Linked DNA regions of Homo sapiens: region 2 is linked to region 1. A link is a loop called in an ENCODE intact Hi-C map of the cell type or tissue named here. Cell type or tissue: A673. All regions are shown on one strand.

Evidence for each region. Peaks named below come from ENCODE experiments on the same cell type or tissue, not always from the same donor. Only the 100,000 strongest peaks of a DNase experiment are listed, where the experiment ranks them.
Region 2: it touches region 1 in a loop (2.7-fold over the local background); 2 of 110 quality-filtered maps call a loop at or near these places.

Annotation. Positions count from the first base shown.
Region 1 is chr1:101,815,681-101,823,680 of GRCh38, forward strand. All of the region lies in intron 4 of OLFM3 (olfactomedin 3), which reads right to left. Among named protein-coding and RNA genes, the nearest start is that of OLFM3, 180 kb to the right of the region's middle. In A673, a CTCF peak has its summit at 4,589 (motif pointing right); a DNase peak (open chromatin) is centred at 4,601; H3K27ac peaks cover 2,292 bases.
Region 2 is chr1:101,649,843-101,657,842 of GRCh38, forward strand. The region is part of intron 2 of LINC01709 (long intergenic non-protein coding RNA 1709); the gene reads left to right. Among named protein-coding and RNA genes, the nearest start is that of LINC01709, 14 kb to the left of the region's middle. In A673, a CTCF peak has its summit at 3,720 (motif pointing right); a DNase peak (open chromatin) is centred at 3,749.

The DNA of each region.
Region 1 (8,000 bases):
TACTCGGATGAAATGACTGAGGGAGGAATGGGTTTGGGAGCAAAAATAAAGAATCCAACAGGGATAATTCTAAGTTGTTCATGACTATTACACGTATCAGTAGAAACAGCATATAAATCTAGGGAACAGATACTCCTTTGAGTTTTGACAAAACAGTTTTGATGGTTTTTAGCATAATGATGACAGTGAAAGCCAGGGGCTACATATTGCCTCAGAGGGAAGGCATACACAGAAAAGAGAAAGGTATCTAGCACAGAACTCTGTAAATCACAATATTTATAAGACTCATCAAAGAAGCCCAAGAATAAGCTATAAGTTGGATAGAAAAAATAACGTGGTATTAAGAAATCCAAAAGAAGAAAGTGTTTTAAGAAGGATATAGTACTGACCTGTGAAAAACACCACTAAGATGTCTAGCAGCATAAGATCAAAGAAATAACCATAAAATTTGGCAGCAAGAGTCACTGCTGATTACAAAACTCAGAAAAAGTGTGGTGATCCCAGAAAATGAATCGAAGTTGGTTTGAAAAGAACGTAACCAAAGTAGCAGCTATAAAAGATTCTTTCAAGGGAAAAGAAGCAGGGAGACAGGAGTAGGAAAATATGAGATTACAGGAAGTTTTTATTGTTGTGCTGATGATGGTTAAGAAAGGTTTGTTTATAAAAATAATCTAGTAGGGAGCAATACGCTGATGTTGTGAAAGACAATAATTAAATAAATGAATCCCATGAGCAGATGGTAGTTTAATCTGTTTAGTAACCATGAGTAATCATGTGCCTATCTTTCCTTTTATAATTTTTGTGTGTGAGTGTCTGTCTGTTTTTACTCCCATCAATTTCACAGGAAATGTTCTTAGAGTGGTATATTCCATCCAGGTTTGAACACTGAGGCATGAGTTAGGAAGCCTGGTTTCAAATCTAGGCCACAGCATTCAATCATTGTATGAAGTTGGACAATGCCTTATTCTCTGGAGTGGAATTTCCTCATCTATAAAATGAAAATTCTGAAGCTTGACATTTTTTCATTTTAACTAAGGGAACATTGAATAGATAGTGGATCAATAGCATGTATATGCTGGTGGACAGAAGGTGGTATTTGTGGTTGTGGTCAAATAAACACCATCAGCGTTATGTTTATGATCACCATCATCTACCCTTATTCTCAGGAAGCAAAAAGCTGACAGAGCTCTCGATGTTGATTTCTTCTTAGTAGATGCTTCCCTTACAAATGGTTATTGATTTCCTAAGCTAGAATTCATCTTGCCAAATGAAATTAACAAAATTAAAGTTACAGGAATGTATAAAACTGGCAGTGTCTTTGTTTATAATTTTGTGTACCTTAGTGTTAAGTAACATAGGTATCTCCAGATTCTAATGGAGCATAGATACTGTAAAATGTGGTAAAATAAAATAAACAATAAGAGTCATTTTTTACTTCTCAGCTTCCTCACACTAGCCTTTGTTCAAATAAATCATTATCTTTCTCACTTTACTCTCACTTTTTATGAGGACAAAGGGAGCCAGACAGAGAGGATAATTTTCCCAAATGCCTGGAAGACAAATGTTCCTGCAAAGGTGGATGGCAAAGAAGGAAGTTAGGAGTCTTGCTTCATTGATTTTCTCCTGCTATGCTCTTCTGTCTGCAGTAAGATATGAAAACATTAGCATTTATAAAATATTGTATGTGCACATTGCATATATTCAGAAAATGTACTGAAATATACATCTTACCAAATGCAGTAATTGAAGAAAGTGACCGTGACCATTTTATTTCTATCATGACTTTTGGACTTTAAATTTCTTATAGTCAGTTACAATCCATATTTATCAATCAGTAGCTCAGGAAAAGATATCATTTGGGATTCAGCAGGAAGATCAGTTGTTTGGACTAACGAAGTGTAAAAACCATCTGTCCTCTCTTTTATTTGTTTACATATATATAATTATTTCTTATATAATTGTACTCTGTAATATCCTGCACTAATAGCTCTGGATTTGAATCCTAAGGCTATGCCCTTATAAACAAATTAAATGGATTATTGAATATGTTTATGGACAGAATGTTATTTCTTTTTACTTAAGGCCATTAGAGAACTCATGCATTAAGAAATACTTCTGATTTGATCTTTAAAGTCTACCTATTTAGGTACTTAAAATAAGTTTGTCTGTACCATACATTTGGTAGTAAAATAAATTTATATTATTTAAACTTTTATTTGCATGTCTAGCCTTATGAGTTATATTTGTGAGGTAAAGGTAGGGATAAGAATGGATATTTAAAATGTTGTATTGGATAGAGCACCGGAATGAGTTTCTAATGGTTATCTGGCTAATGGGATCAAGAATAATATGAACATTCTAAATAACCAACATTTTTCAAAGTTAACACAGTTTCACCTTTTAAATTATTTTTGAAACTCCCTTGACTCTTCCTTTTACCTTTTCTGGGATTAAGCCTAATTATGAACATATCTTTAAGGAGAAGCCTGTTCAGCATTCAAACTGAATGACAACTTGTGTTATGAAATCCCAACTAATTTTACAATTCCTACTTGACTTTGGAAATACAGGTTTTATATTATTAAGAGGCTCATAACTTAGTTATAATCTAGAAAAATGTAGGAGATAAGAGGAGGATTAATGATAAATAAATATATGATAAAATTTACCAATTACCAAAAATATGGCTAAAATATAACTAAGGTTCCAGAGTTCCAGAAGAAAGAATAAAATGCATAGCAATGGAGACATTGCCATTCTATTTTACAACCTAGAATTTTGGGAAGAGCAAGACTGTTTTTGGTAAATGACTTATTTGAAGATTCAATTTAATTTAAAGGAATAGTCTTATAAATTTCCTCCATTGCATTTCTGAGTCAAATCTCCCACATCTCTACCTCAGGCACACAGCTTGACTTTTTTGTTAATTCCTGCTTTCACTGAGATCTTTCGTGTCTCTTGCTTTAAGTGCTAATAAAACAAAGTATCAGATGTTTTGGAATGAAATACTGCATTGCCATTGAAGAGAGAACAGTTGGCAATGACAACAAACATGAAAAAAGGCTGTGCTTTTATTTTCCTTCCCCCCAAAAGCTTTTTGGCTTTGTAAAAGATATCGATGTGTTTTATATTTGACACACATTGATTTATTTCTTGAAAGCAACTTAAAGCTTTTGATTTTACAAATCAAATTTGCTCTTGACCATTCTGCAGATACTAATTTTTGTCCACTGTGTTTCAGGTATATTGCAATGGTCTCCAGAAATTCAACTAGAACAAGACATTGATTCTGATCTCTCAGTGCAGGGAGAATTTATCTATAAGGGTGTAAAGATTTAAAACAGAAAAACAAATGGGCATTTTCTGTAAAATATGTTAATGTACTAAGTGTCATGGGAGAGTAGGGGAGGTGGTTGTGGGAGACCATGCCAGGGGACTCCAACCACATTAAGGAAAAATCATGGAATAGTTAAAGTGGGAAGGAAGGGTGTCCCATGACAAGGGAGAGCAAGTTCAATGTCAAGAAGGTAAAGAAAGCATGCGCAATTGAGAAACTGGAAGATTAGAATGGTTAAAGCTTAGAGTAAGTGCATGATGAGAACCTGAGAACTCAAGGCCTGGAGAATCAGGCAGAGCCCATTTCATGAAGACAAAGCATGCAAAGGTGTTTGGATTCCATTTTAAAGGTAAACCACTTGAATACAGGTGTAATATAACAAGATTTGTATTGGGGAAAGATCACACTAAATATTTTTTAGTGATGGAGAGCCAAAACAAATGATCAGGAGGCCATTTGAGTAATTCAGTTGAAAAATCATGAATGACACTCTGAATTCGGCTGGTGGAAGTGAGGATGCAGAAGAGCTGGTTTTGAGAAATTGGTGAGGGGGAGATAAAAGATGTGGCGATTGCATGGCGGTGTGAAGTTCAGAGAAGAATTAAGAATGAATCTAGCCTCTTTTTTTTCTACAACAATTGGGTGGATGGTGGTTCTAGTCATTAAATTAAAGTTATTGAGGTATCTGGGGGGGTCTTTATTATTTTGTACTCCACAAAAGACATTATGTATGGGGAAAGAAATCTCAGTCTTTGAACTCAGAAGGACTTCCATGTAAAGTGATTGCCTCTAACATGAATCTTTGGCAAGTTAATTTAAACTTTCTGAGTATCTGTTTTAGTGAAGTTGATACTAATGCCTAACCCAGAGTTCTTGCATAGATTTGAAATAGCACATGCAAAGCAGCTGGCCTAGCGCTTGTCAAGCAGTAGGCATCCAATATTGCTGGAGTTATTGACTTATGTGTCAGTTGTCCCCACTAAAATATAACCTTGACAGGAAGAGGAAGATGGTCTCCTTCCCATCCTTGTATCCACAAATACCTAGCAAAGTGCCAGCACACATTAGAGAGTCAATAAATAATTGTTAAATTAAAATATTAGCCCATAGATACTTTGGTTCTTGTTTAAAAACTAATTTGGCATAAACGGTAAAGACAGTAACTCAAGTCTCTACTTGTGACCTTAAGTTTCTAATCTTCCTTCTGTTAAACATGAAGTCCCAAAGCTGTGTAATAGAACCTAATGCTTCACTAGATGGCACCAAACCATTGCCCTAAAACAGCACTAACAGGAGGGAGTTGGGGCAGAGGACTGGAAAGCTGGAAAGCCTTATTATAATCTACATTAAATATCTATTTGGTGTTCTTAGGGGTGTGTACAAACTTCAATCATGTTTTTTCAGTCAAATTCTCACATCCATACAATTACATTCTGCATATCTAGAAATGTGACATGATTCAATTAAGAACAGGGGACTTTATCCTATTCCATCTTTCATTGGAGTACATTAAGAACTTAGAAAAGGACATTACTGTACCTCATTCAGGCCAGAGGTCCATCGCTGTTGAGAGATTTTCCTAATTTCTCCAAACCTTTAATTTTCTAGTAGAAATAAGCAAAATGGTGCCCATGGTGCCCCAGTGGTCTTGATGACTTATGATTCCTTCGGGATCTTATTTACTATTTGGGGGTAACCTAGATTTTGCAGGCAATAAGACTAGCTTGGTTTTTAGCATCTTAAAATTCATGTGATGTATGCTGTGACATTTATTTAAAAGCAAATCCACTGAAAAAGTGAGGGAAAACACATTCATCATTGTTGTAATTTTATTGTTTCTCTCTAATCCATTTCTACCCTCTACTAATTGGCTGTGTGGGTTGAGAAGCATTTGTGTAGAGTGAAGATGTCTTTGATGAATAAGCCTTCTTGCTGTTGTTACTATATTGCTGATTCTGTAATTATCCAATGTCCCACTCTAGATCTGAGCAGCATAGCAACTGGATTATAGGCCCTTTTGGAACAACTGAACCCCTGATATGCTTTTCTTTCTCTACCCTTTCTGTTAATGGTCCTGATGTTAACATCAGTTTTCTTCCCCAAGTCTATGCATTCTGATATATGGATAATTGGGTATTTGTTTATGTGATAATATTAGCCTTGGAGTTCAAGGGTTCTCAGAGATGAATTGATCCAAACTGTACCAATTGCCAGGAAATGTAAATACTAAATTGAGTGTTAATCAAACTATAACCTACTGCTATACTAAAAGTTATATATTTGATTTCTTCTGCAATTGTCTATATACATACATATATTTATGCACTATATATAATATAACAACATATATAATATATACTACCACACATCTTCTTTCAAGTAGAGTGGCTCTTTTAAAAATAAAAATATGAAGTTTCATTTATTTATTTTTTCAGTAACCATGTGGCTTTATACTTCACTGTATAATGACTGTATGGCTCTGCCTGGACGTTTTCTACATTGTAATTAAGGGTTGTGGTCCAGCGGATAAAATATCCTCTTTGCTCAGGAGATGCTCAATAAGTGGTTAATTGACCTAAACATGTTGGGATAGTAAAAACTAACCAGTTATTGAGATAAAAAGCATGAAAGAGTTACATTCATTGTTTGTGACAATGGCCCCTCTACTAAGTAAATAAGAAACTGAAGGCTGCTAATAATCTATGAAAGCATTTATGAAATGTGGGAACTATTTTCAGTATTTTATAAAGTCATCTCGATTAACTTATATAGCAACCATCTCATTAAATAAGAAAGTTGAATACCGATTTTATTGCTATTTGATATTTGTATTATACTAGTTGCCAAGTTTTGTTTTAGATTAGCTAAAATAAAAATAAATATTGATTAACTAATGCAGTTTATTTGACAATCAAATTCTTTCTAACATTGTGGCCCACTGGATAAAATTAATTAAAAAGATCTGTGATGTTACAGATATTAAGGATCAAGTCCTAAGCATAAGGATGCTATAGAAATATTATGCAAAGTTCAATAGGAAGAATAAAAAGGATGAATGCGTGCCTACTTAGATTAACTATCTTTGTCCAAAATATCGGAAGAGGCTATATTTGGGGGGTTACATGTGGGTTAGAAAAAACAAACAAATGGGGTTAAAAAAGAGCTGAGGAGAATATAGAACTACCCAACTGCAGTACAAATTATTTCCATCTAGGTAAACCAGACAGAATACCTGTAGAAGGAAAGCTCATTTATAAAATTGAGCAAATCCCAGAAGTTGTTTTTTGTGTTGTTCATTCAAAAACATAACTGACATACGTTAGGTTTCAGGGGGTTTACTAACTAGAATCATCCTATTGCCTGTCCTTGCTTCAGTAGAGTGCATTTGTACTTAGCAGATGCCGGCTCACTACATGCAATGCCTATGTGCTTGGGTTTATTGTGACATGCTAGGAAGAGTGAATTGATTCTCAGGGTCTGGAACGGTTGGTTTCTCTATAACAAATGGACCTCCTCCTCAAAAGCAAGTCAAAGCCCTACACAGACAAATCCTACAGATTGTCACTTGCAGAAAATCTTTAACCAGATATTTTATGAGCTAATAGAAAATGCATCTGGATATTTCTTTGTAAACTTCATATTGTTGAGGACACTGGGTAATTCTTCATTTGAGATTTACTTGTTATCTTATTTTATGGAGACACCATCTGGCAAGCCCTGTCACTAATATGGGCATTAAACTAAAGATATTTCTTAATATAAAAAGAATCAAATATAACAGCAGAATTTCCTTATGTAAGCAATGTTTACCTATTGTATATTAACCATAAACTCCACAACTTGAATTATAAAAGCAGAGCATGTAAAATAATTATTTAAGTGCTATGTTAAATAAATAACTTTTCCCTTGCTTAGTCTTATCATGCCCTGCCATTTTGACTCAAATAGGATGTGGCTAAAAAGATGCATTTCTTGTTATGAGTAAAATAGATCATTCTCTGCTACTTGAAATAGGTAATATGGTTGAAAAGTGTAGAAATTATTCCTATGACTCCTTATAGAGTAAATTTATTCACCAGATATTTATTGAGTGACTTTTCTTTGCCAGGTAGTTTTCTAGGCATTGGAAGATACAACATGTAGAGTGAACATGATAGACATTGTTCTTGTCCTCGGAAAAAAAGTCTAGCAAGACACATTATGCTACACATGCAATGATAATGAAACAAGAGAAGTCCAATCATTAGTGAAATATCAGGATTTGGAAGTGCCTAGCGAGGACACCAGCTTAGTCTGGGAGGGCAATGAATGATTCTAGCAAGACACAACATTTAAACTGAGACCTGACAAATGAATAGTTTATCACATGTGGCAGGTGAAAGTGCGTTGATGGAGGCAGGGTACATAGGGGAAGGAGTGTTTCAGGAGCAGGAACAAACAGCATCTTATAACAACTCCATGGTAAGACATTGTAAGGCACACATGACTGGGACTTAGTGTGTGAGGAGAGAAGTGGCAAAAGCTAAGCCTGGAGAAGCAGAAGGGGCCACACATGAAGGGTCACATAAGCCATGGACTGTATCCTACAACATAAGGAATCCATAGGAGATTTTCAACAGAGCAAAATAATTTCAGATTGATACTTCAGAAAATCCCTTTGGCA
Region 2 (8,000 bases), 170 kb before region 1:
TCTTATTGTGTTCCAGACCTTGGAGTAAAGGCTTTCAATTTTTCCCCATTTAGTATGAAGTTAGCTGCGGGTTTGTCATATACGACCTTTATTGTTTCAATCTATGTTTCTCTTATATCCAATTTTTTGAGAGTTTTCCTCATGAAGAGATGTTGAATTTTATAAAATGATTATTCAGCATGGATTGAAATTATTATATTTTTGTTCTTTATTCTGTTAATGTGATATATCATGTTTATTGATTGATGTGTGTATGTTGAACCATGCTTGCATTCCTGGCTGAATCCTATTTGATTATGGGGAATGATCTTTTTGATGTGCTATTGAATTCAGTTTGCTAGTACTGAGAATTTTTACTTTTATGTTTGTTCATCAGGGATATTGGCCTGTAGTTTTCTTTCTCTCTTTTTTTTTTTTATGTTCTTACTTGGTTTTGCTATTAGGGTAATGATGGCTTCAAAGCACAAATGTGAAAGTATTTTCTCCTCTTCAAAGTTTTTGGAGTTTAAGTAGAATTGGTATTAGCTCTTTAAAAGTTTAGTGGAATTCACTAATAAATCCAGCAGGTCCTGGGCTTTTGTTTGGTGAGACAATTTTTATTACAGCTTTGATCTTATTATTTGCTATTAGTATGTTCAGATTTTCTATTTATTCATGGTTCAATCATGGTAGGTTGTATGTGTCCAGAAGTTTATTTGTTTATTCTAGGTTTTCCAATTTATTGGCATATTTATTGTTTCTTTATTGATTTTTTTTTTTTTTTTTTTGCCTGGATGGTATGCCCATTGCTAAAAGTGGGGTGTTGAAGTTCCCTACTGTTATTGTATTGCAGTCTGTCTCTCCCTTTAGATCTATTAATGTTTGATTTACATATTTGGATGATCCAGTGTTGGGTGTATATATACTTACAATTGTTATATTTTTATTATGAATTAACTTTTTTGTCATTATATAATAGTAATCTCTACTGATCATTTTTTATGTCTGTGCTATCAGTTGTAATGTCTCTTTTTCATCTCTGATTTTATTAATTTGGGTCTTCTCTCTTTTTTTCTTAGTGTATGTAAAGTTTTGTTGATTTTGTTTATCTTTTCAAAAAACTAACTTTTTAAAATTTATCTTTTGTATTGTTTTGTAGTCTCGATTTCATTTATTTCTTCTGTGATCTTTATTATTTATTTTCTCCTACTAATTTTGAGTTTGGTTTGTTCTTGATTTTCTGGTTCCTTAAGGTGAATCATTGTCTTGCTTATTTGAACTGTTTCTGCTTTTTTAATGTAGATGTTTATTGCTATAAACTCCTCTAGTACTACTTTTGCTGTATCTTGTAGTTTCTGGTATGTAGTGTTTCAATTTTTCATTTATTTCAAAAACTTTCAAAGTTTCCTTCTTAATTTCTTCTTTGACTCATTGGTAATTCAGGAACATGTTGTTTAATTTCTATGTATTTGTAAGATTCCTAAAGTTTTTCTTGTTATTGAATTCTGTTTTTACTCAATTGTGGTCAGAAAAGATACTTGATATGATTTAAACTTTTTTGAATTTATTGAAACTTGTTTTGTGGCCTAACATATGGTTATTCTGCAGAATGATCCATGTTCTAATGAGAAGAATATGTATTCTGTAAATGTTAGGTCCTTTTGGTTTAGAGAATAGTTGTAACTTAAATGTTTCTTTGTTGATTTTTTTTTTTTGTCTGGATGGTATGTTCATTGCTAAAAGTGGGGTGTTGAAGTTCCCTGCTATTATTGTATTGCAGTATATCTCTCCCTTTAGATCTATTAATATTTGATTTATATATTTGGATGCTCCAGTGTTGGGTGCATATATATTTATAATTTTTATATTTTTATTATGAATTGACTCTTTGTCATTATATAATGACCTTTTCTGCCTTTTTTCATAGTTTTTGAGGTAAAGTATATTTTATCTGATATATGTATAGCTTTTCCTTCTCTTCTTTGGTTTTAATTTATATTGAATATCATTTTCCATCCCCTTACATTCAGTTTATGTGTTTCTGTACAGATGAACTGAGCTTTTTGTGGGCAACATATTATCAAGTCCTTTTTTTTAAATCTATTAATCCACTCTGTGTCATTTAATTGAAGAATTTAGTCAATTTGCATTTAATTTTATTATTGATAGGTAAGTACTTACTACTGCCATTATGTTACTTGTTTTCTGGCTCTTTTGTTACTCCTGTATTCAATTCTTCTTTTCCTACTTTCTTCCTTTGTGGTTAAGTGATTTTCTCTGGTAATATATTTTAATTCACTACTTTTTATTTTTAGTGTATCTCTTAGAGGTTTTTGCTTTGTGGTTACCATGTGGATTACAGAAAAACATCTTTTAGTTATGAAAAGTAAAATAATAATGATGCGTTTGATCTAAAAAAATAAAAACAAATAATAAACTATAATACTACATATTTTATCTCAATTTCCACAACACTTTGACTTTTTGTTGTCTCAATTTATGCATTTTTAACATGGCTTATCTCTTATATTGTGGTAGTTATTATTTCTGATAGATTTGTCTTTTTATCTTAATACTAAATATATGAGTAGTTTACATATCACAATTACAGTATTAAACTATTTTAATGTGTCTATGTACTTACTTTTACCACTGAGTTTTATACCTTCAGATTTTTTCTTGTTGAACATTAGCATCTTTTTCTTTCTAATTGAAAAACTTTAACATTTCTTCTAAGACAGGTCTGATGTTGATTAATTCAGCTTAGTTTTTTCTGAAAGTCTTTATCTCTCCTTCATATGTAAACGATAGTTTTGCTGAATACAGTATTCTTGGTGGACAGTTTTACTGCTTTCACACTTTGAATGTGTCATCCCACTTCCTCCTGGCCTGTAAAGTTTCTGCTGAGAAGTCTATTGCCACATGAATCAGAGCTCCCGAATACGTTATTTGCATCTTTTTCCTTTAGAATCCTCTCTTTGTTCTTAACCTTTCTGAGTTCAATCATTATATGTCCTGAGGTATACTTATTTGGGTTGAATCTCTTTGGTGACCTTTGATTTTCCTATATCTAGATACTTATATCTTTCTGTAGGATTGGAAAGTTTTATTTTATTATTTCTTTGAATAAACTTCTGACTCCTTACAATTTTTCAGTTCCCTTTCAAAGGCCAGTCACTCTTAGATTTGCTCTTTTGAGATTATCCTCTAGCTCTTGTAAGTATTTTTCATTCTTTTTTCCTCTGACTGTGTATTTTCAAATCTCCTGTCTTTGGGCTCACTTATTCTTCTGCTTGATTAATTCTAATATTAAGATCCTTCAATAGATTTTCCAGTTTAACTTGTATTTCTTACCTCCAGTATATCTGTTTCGTTTTTAAAAATTATTTCAACCTCTTTATTAAATGTATTTGATAAATTTCTGAATTGCTTTTCTGTGTTACCTTGGAGTTCACTGAATTTCCTCAAACCTGTTATTTTGAATTATTGATCCAAGAGCTCACACATTGTCATTTCATTGGGATCAGTCACTGCCTTCTTGTTTTTTACATTTAGGGAGTTCATGGTTCCTCATTTGCTCTTATTTCTTATAAACCTCTGTTTATATCATTGCACTGAAGGATTAATCATTTACCTCCGTCTTTACTGTTTGGCTTGATTTATTTTTTCTAGTGCATGTCTCTGCATAGGTATTGTGTTGATTGAGTTCCCCTGGCCCGAGATTGCTGCCTCTTTTATGGCACTAGATGGCTCCCTAAGCCTAGGTTTGCCGTGGCTCTTGCAAAAGTTAGTCTGCCCTTCCTGAATATTGGGGGATCCCAAAGATTACCCCTGGCTTTTCGGGAAGGCTGGCTAGATGTTTGTGGCCAGAGGACCCATGGAGCATGTACCCTACAGTATTATGCTGCTAAACAGCCTCCCTGATTTTGCCAAGTCAGAGAATAGCCACCTTTTTTTTGGCCAAGTCAAACAATAGCCACCACATTTTATGAGCTGAATGTTACTAGCCCCACCCTACTCTTTTTCTCTAGCTGCCCTCAGGAATTTTTGCCCTACAGGCCATTTACAATGCTTCCCATGGGTTGTGGCAGGAATGGTTATCATGCAAAACACAAAAACAAAAACCCCAAGATGATGGGGAACTTGGCTGTCTGCCTTGATTTTACTTTTCCCAGTGTAGAAACTGGAGTGTAGGGTGACTTTTCTGTGTGGTACCTAGCAGCTTCAGGAAGGGGCATTGCAGTTAGAGTGGTCCATTTCTTTTATCATCTGCTGGCAGATTTTCGCTTCTTTGTGATCCCAGTGATTGTCACAGACTTAATTTTGAGTTCTGAGATATTTCTGGTGATCACCTTGGCACTAGGTGGTTGGTTTTGTTTTTGGAGGGGGAGAACAACCAAGAAAGCCAGATCGCTTCTACTCTTTTATTTTGGTGATCTCTCTCTCTCTTTCTCTCCTATGCATCACTGTCACTTTTGATATAGAGTTTTTGAAACTGTCTTCTGACATTGTAATTTTTCTGATTAATAGCATAATTGTTTATGTTTGATAAGTTAAAATATAGAAAAGCACAAAATGATAAAAAGATAATCTGCAATCTTAACATCATGAGTTAGTCACCCAACCATTTTAGCGTTTATCTGCCAATCTCATAATTAACTAGTTGCTCCTTTTTGATGCATTATACTTTTAGCACATAGAGAAACTAGTTTTTGGCCCCTCTGAGCTTTTCCAGACCCCCTTTATGAAACCCTTTGGTCCTCGGCCTTGGTTGTTGGTACTGGTACAAGAAGAGGCATTTTTCCTTTGTTTTCAGTTTGCAGAACATCATGCTGGCAAGTGTCAAAGATAAAGTGGTAAGGACAAATGTTTTTCATCAATAACCTTTGGTAAAGAAGAAAAAATACTGTTTTTCCTCTACCCCTCTTAGGTTCATTGGCTGGAGCCTTGAGAATTAGACTGACAAAAGACAGATAAATAAACAGATTTATCAACAAATGTATGTGCATACCCATGGGAGTACTCAAACATGAGTAATTGAAAGAGGTGGTGCTACGGTTTGAACACTTCTGTTCCCTCTAAAATTAATGTTGAAACTTAATCCCCAAGGAAACTATATTAACAGCGTGGGCCTTTAAAAGGTAATTAGATCATGAAGGCTCCACCTTTATGAATGAGTATAACCTCATAAAGGAGATAAAGATAACTAGCTTTACCATTTTTGCTCTTTGGCCCTTCTCCACATGGGGACATAACATTCACCCCTTCAGAGAATATAGCATTCAAGTTGTTATCAAAAAACATCTTAGACTTCCCAACCTCTGGAGCTGTGAGAAAATAAATTTCTTTTCTCTAGCCAGTCTGTGATATTTCATTATAGCAATATTAATAGACTAAGACAGGAGTTAGAACTTGGGCTTGTGTAGGATCCCAACAAAAGAACAATACACATTTAGGGAATTGAGAAAACAAAAATAAAAGGACATAGAGTTTCTAGAGTGGCAAATCATGAGAAGGTAAATACATGGGGGAAACTAATGGAAGATAGGGCTAGTTAGTAAAGTTTATTGTGGAGTGTCCTCTGTTGACTTCCAGCTGACAAGGGTCTAAAATAGTCTTTGGTGATTTACTTCTGTTCTTCCTGTTACAGAAAAAAGAGGGGACATCTTTATCTTTACAAATTTATATTTTGTCTTTAGGCAAATAGGAAGAAGGCAGAAAATTTTTCTTGTATCTGCTTTTTCTCAGTTGCCTTCAGTTCAAAATAATCCTCATGCTAAAGTAGCATATTTTGAAGTGGGATAGTCTTCTATCCTTCACGTTGCAATGGGGAAGAAGTTCCAGTATTAACTCAGCTTTGATTTGTACAGAGGTACTGGACATTTTTAAGGGAGAATGAGGGAGTGAGGAAGAGGAAAAAGTGGAGGCTTGAGCAGAAATCGTGTATTTAAATTGGTGCTTATCAGGAGGAGATGTGAACTTATATTTATGACAGAAGGTAGTGGTACATGTTGGAGCAAGATGCCCATCAGGCTGGGAGAGAGAGTCAGAGTTATTTCCCTGAAGTTTGCATTTCAAAGAGACAGATCTCAGGTTCTTGAGAAGAAAGTTCTAGATGGTGGGAAACATCAGTCTCAAAAGCAGAAAGAAAGTATTATATTTACAACTTCAAGCTTTCAAGAGTAACTGCCCTAAGAGAGTATTCAGAGACCTGTCTATTACCAGGTTTTGGCTGTAACAAACAATAAATTCCCCTGGAAGCACTGAGCTTTCTGAGGCAGACACCTTAAAGGGGGTTTGGGGATCAGGTCACCCCAGAAACTGTGGTGGTGTTTGTTCAAGCCTCTTAGTGTTGGGGCAGGAAAATAATGGAATCATTTGTGCTGAGAGGCTGCAGTTTTATAGCCGAATATTGAGGTCTGGCCTAGGAGGGGGTTCAGAGGATCTTGACTAGGTTTGAACAAGGAGAGAATCTTTGTCACAAGTAAGGGAATGGTTTGGCTTATAAGTACCTGTCTTTACAGAATATACGTCAATTGACCAAAGGGATGCCAATGAAAAGTTAAAAATTCTGTTAGTTAAAAAAAAAAAAACACATGTGTAGAACTGGGGAAAAGAAGAAAGAACCAGACCAGAAAATATTTCACTAAAGTCTAGATCCAATTAGCTATACTTAATTTGTCTATAGTTGGTATCTGATATAGATGATTAATTACATCATAAATATGAAAAGAGGGAATGCAGCCATGGTTGTATTGAGAATATATAATGGGAAGGGATGGGAAAGGTGAATGGTGCTGAAATGGGAAAATTTCCCTTATCCCCCTTGCAGGGTGTATGATGAAGGTGTGGCTCACTTATTTGATGCCCCGCAGCTCAAACTTCTAGGGGGAGCATGGAGATGGTCAGGTTGTGGGGCTCTGACCTCATAGCAGTGTCTAGGGGTGAATGTTTACGGCTCCTGAAGCCCCAGTGGGTGTGTGTTACAGTGTGCTCTTTTAGTTTTGCCGTGTGTAGGCAACTTGTATTAATCAGCTCAATTAGACCCTTATCACAAGGACAAAGGGCTTTCTGTATCCCAGAGTTCTTGCCTTGGTGTGCTGGAAAAAATCAGATCACACATGGGCTTGGAGAATGAATGCAAGAATTTATTGAATGGTGGAAGTAGCTCTCAGCAGATGGATGGGGAGCCAGAAAGGGGATGGAGTGGGAAGGTGGTTTTCCCCCGGAGTTCAGTCACTCAATGGCTGCACTCTCCTCTGACCACCCTGGGCAAATTCCCCTCAGCATCCACATTGTTCCACTGGTCGATGGCCTGCTGGTGTCTGCTGTTGCCTGTTGGTGTGCTCTTCTGTTCCTCTGCTCCTCTAGACGTCTAACTGCCTGTGTGCTCTTCTGCTGGTGTGTTCCTCTCGATGTCCAGCCACTTGTGTGCATGGCCACTAGAGTCTCAGGGTTTTTATAGGCACAGGATAGGGGGCATGGCAGGTTAGGGTGGTCTTAGAAAATGCAACATTTGGGCACAAAAACAGGAGTGCCTGTCCTCACCTAGGTCCGTGGGTACAAGCTCGAGGGTGGAGCCCTCGCCAGGGACCCTGCCCTTCTTCTCCCAGCATTTTTCTGCCCTTCTCCCATACCAGTGCCACTCTTCTGCAAACTTTGATGAGAGATAATTGTGGAGAATCTGTTTAATTTGGATCTTTATGGTCACCTATCTAAAGTAAGTCTGACCCTTGAAGTTAATCTCATCTCATAGGATTTGATCATTCAACAGAGAGCAAGGATCTCAGGTACGCACATGCATGTATGTGTGTATAGGCAAATGTATTCATAATGCCATTCAGTGTGTAAGTATCTATAGATAAATTATTATTTATATTTGTGTATATTTTTTGGCTCATTAAGGACCTTTTGGGGTTAGGGGACAAACCAGGCACTCTCTCTACTTATGTATATATTAAAAATTTTTTTTGTCACTTTTTTTAAAGTATCAAATATGTTGTTTCCTTTCTTTCTTTACA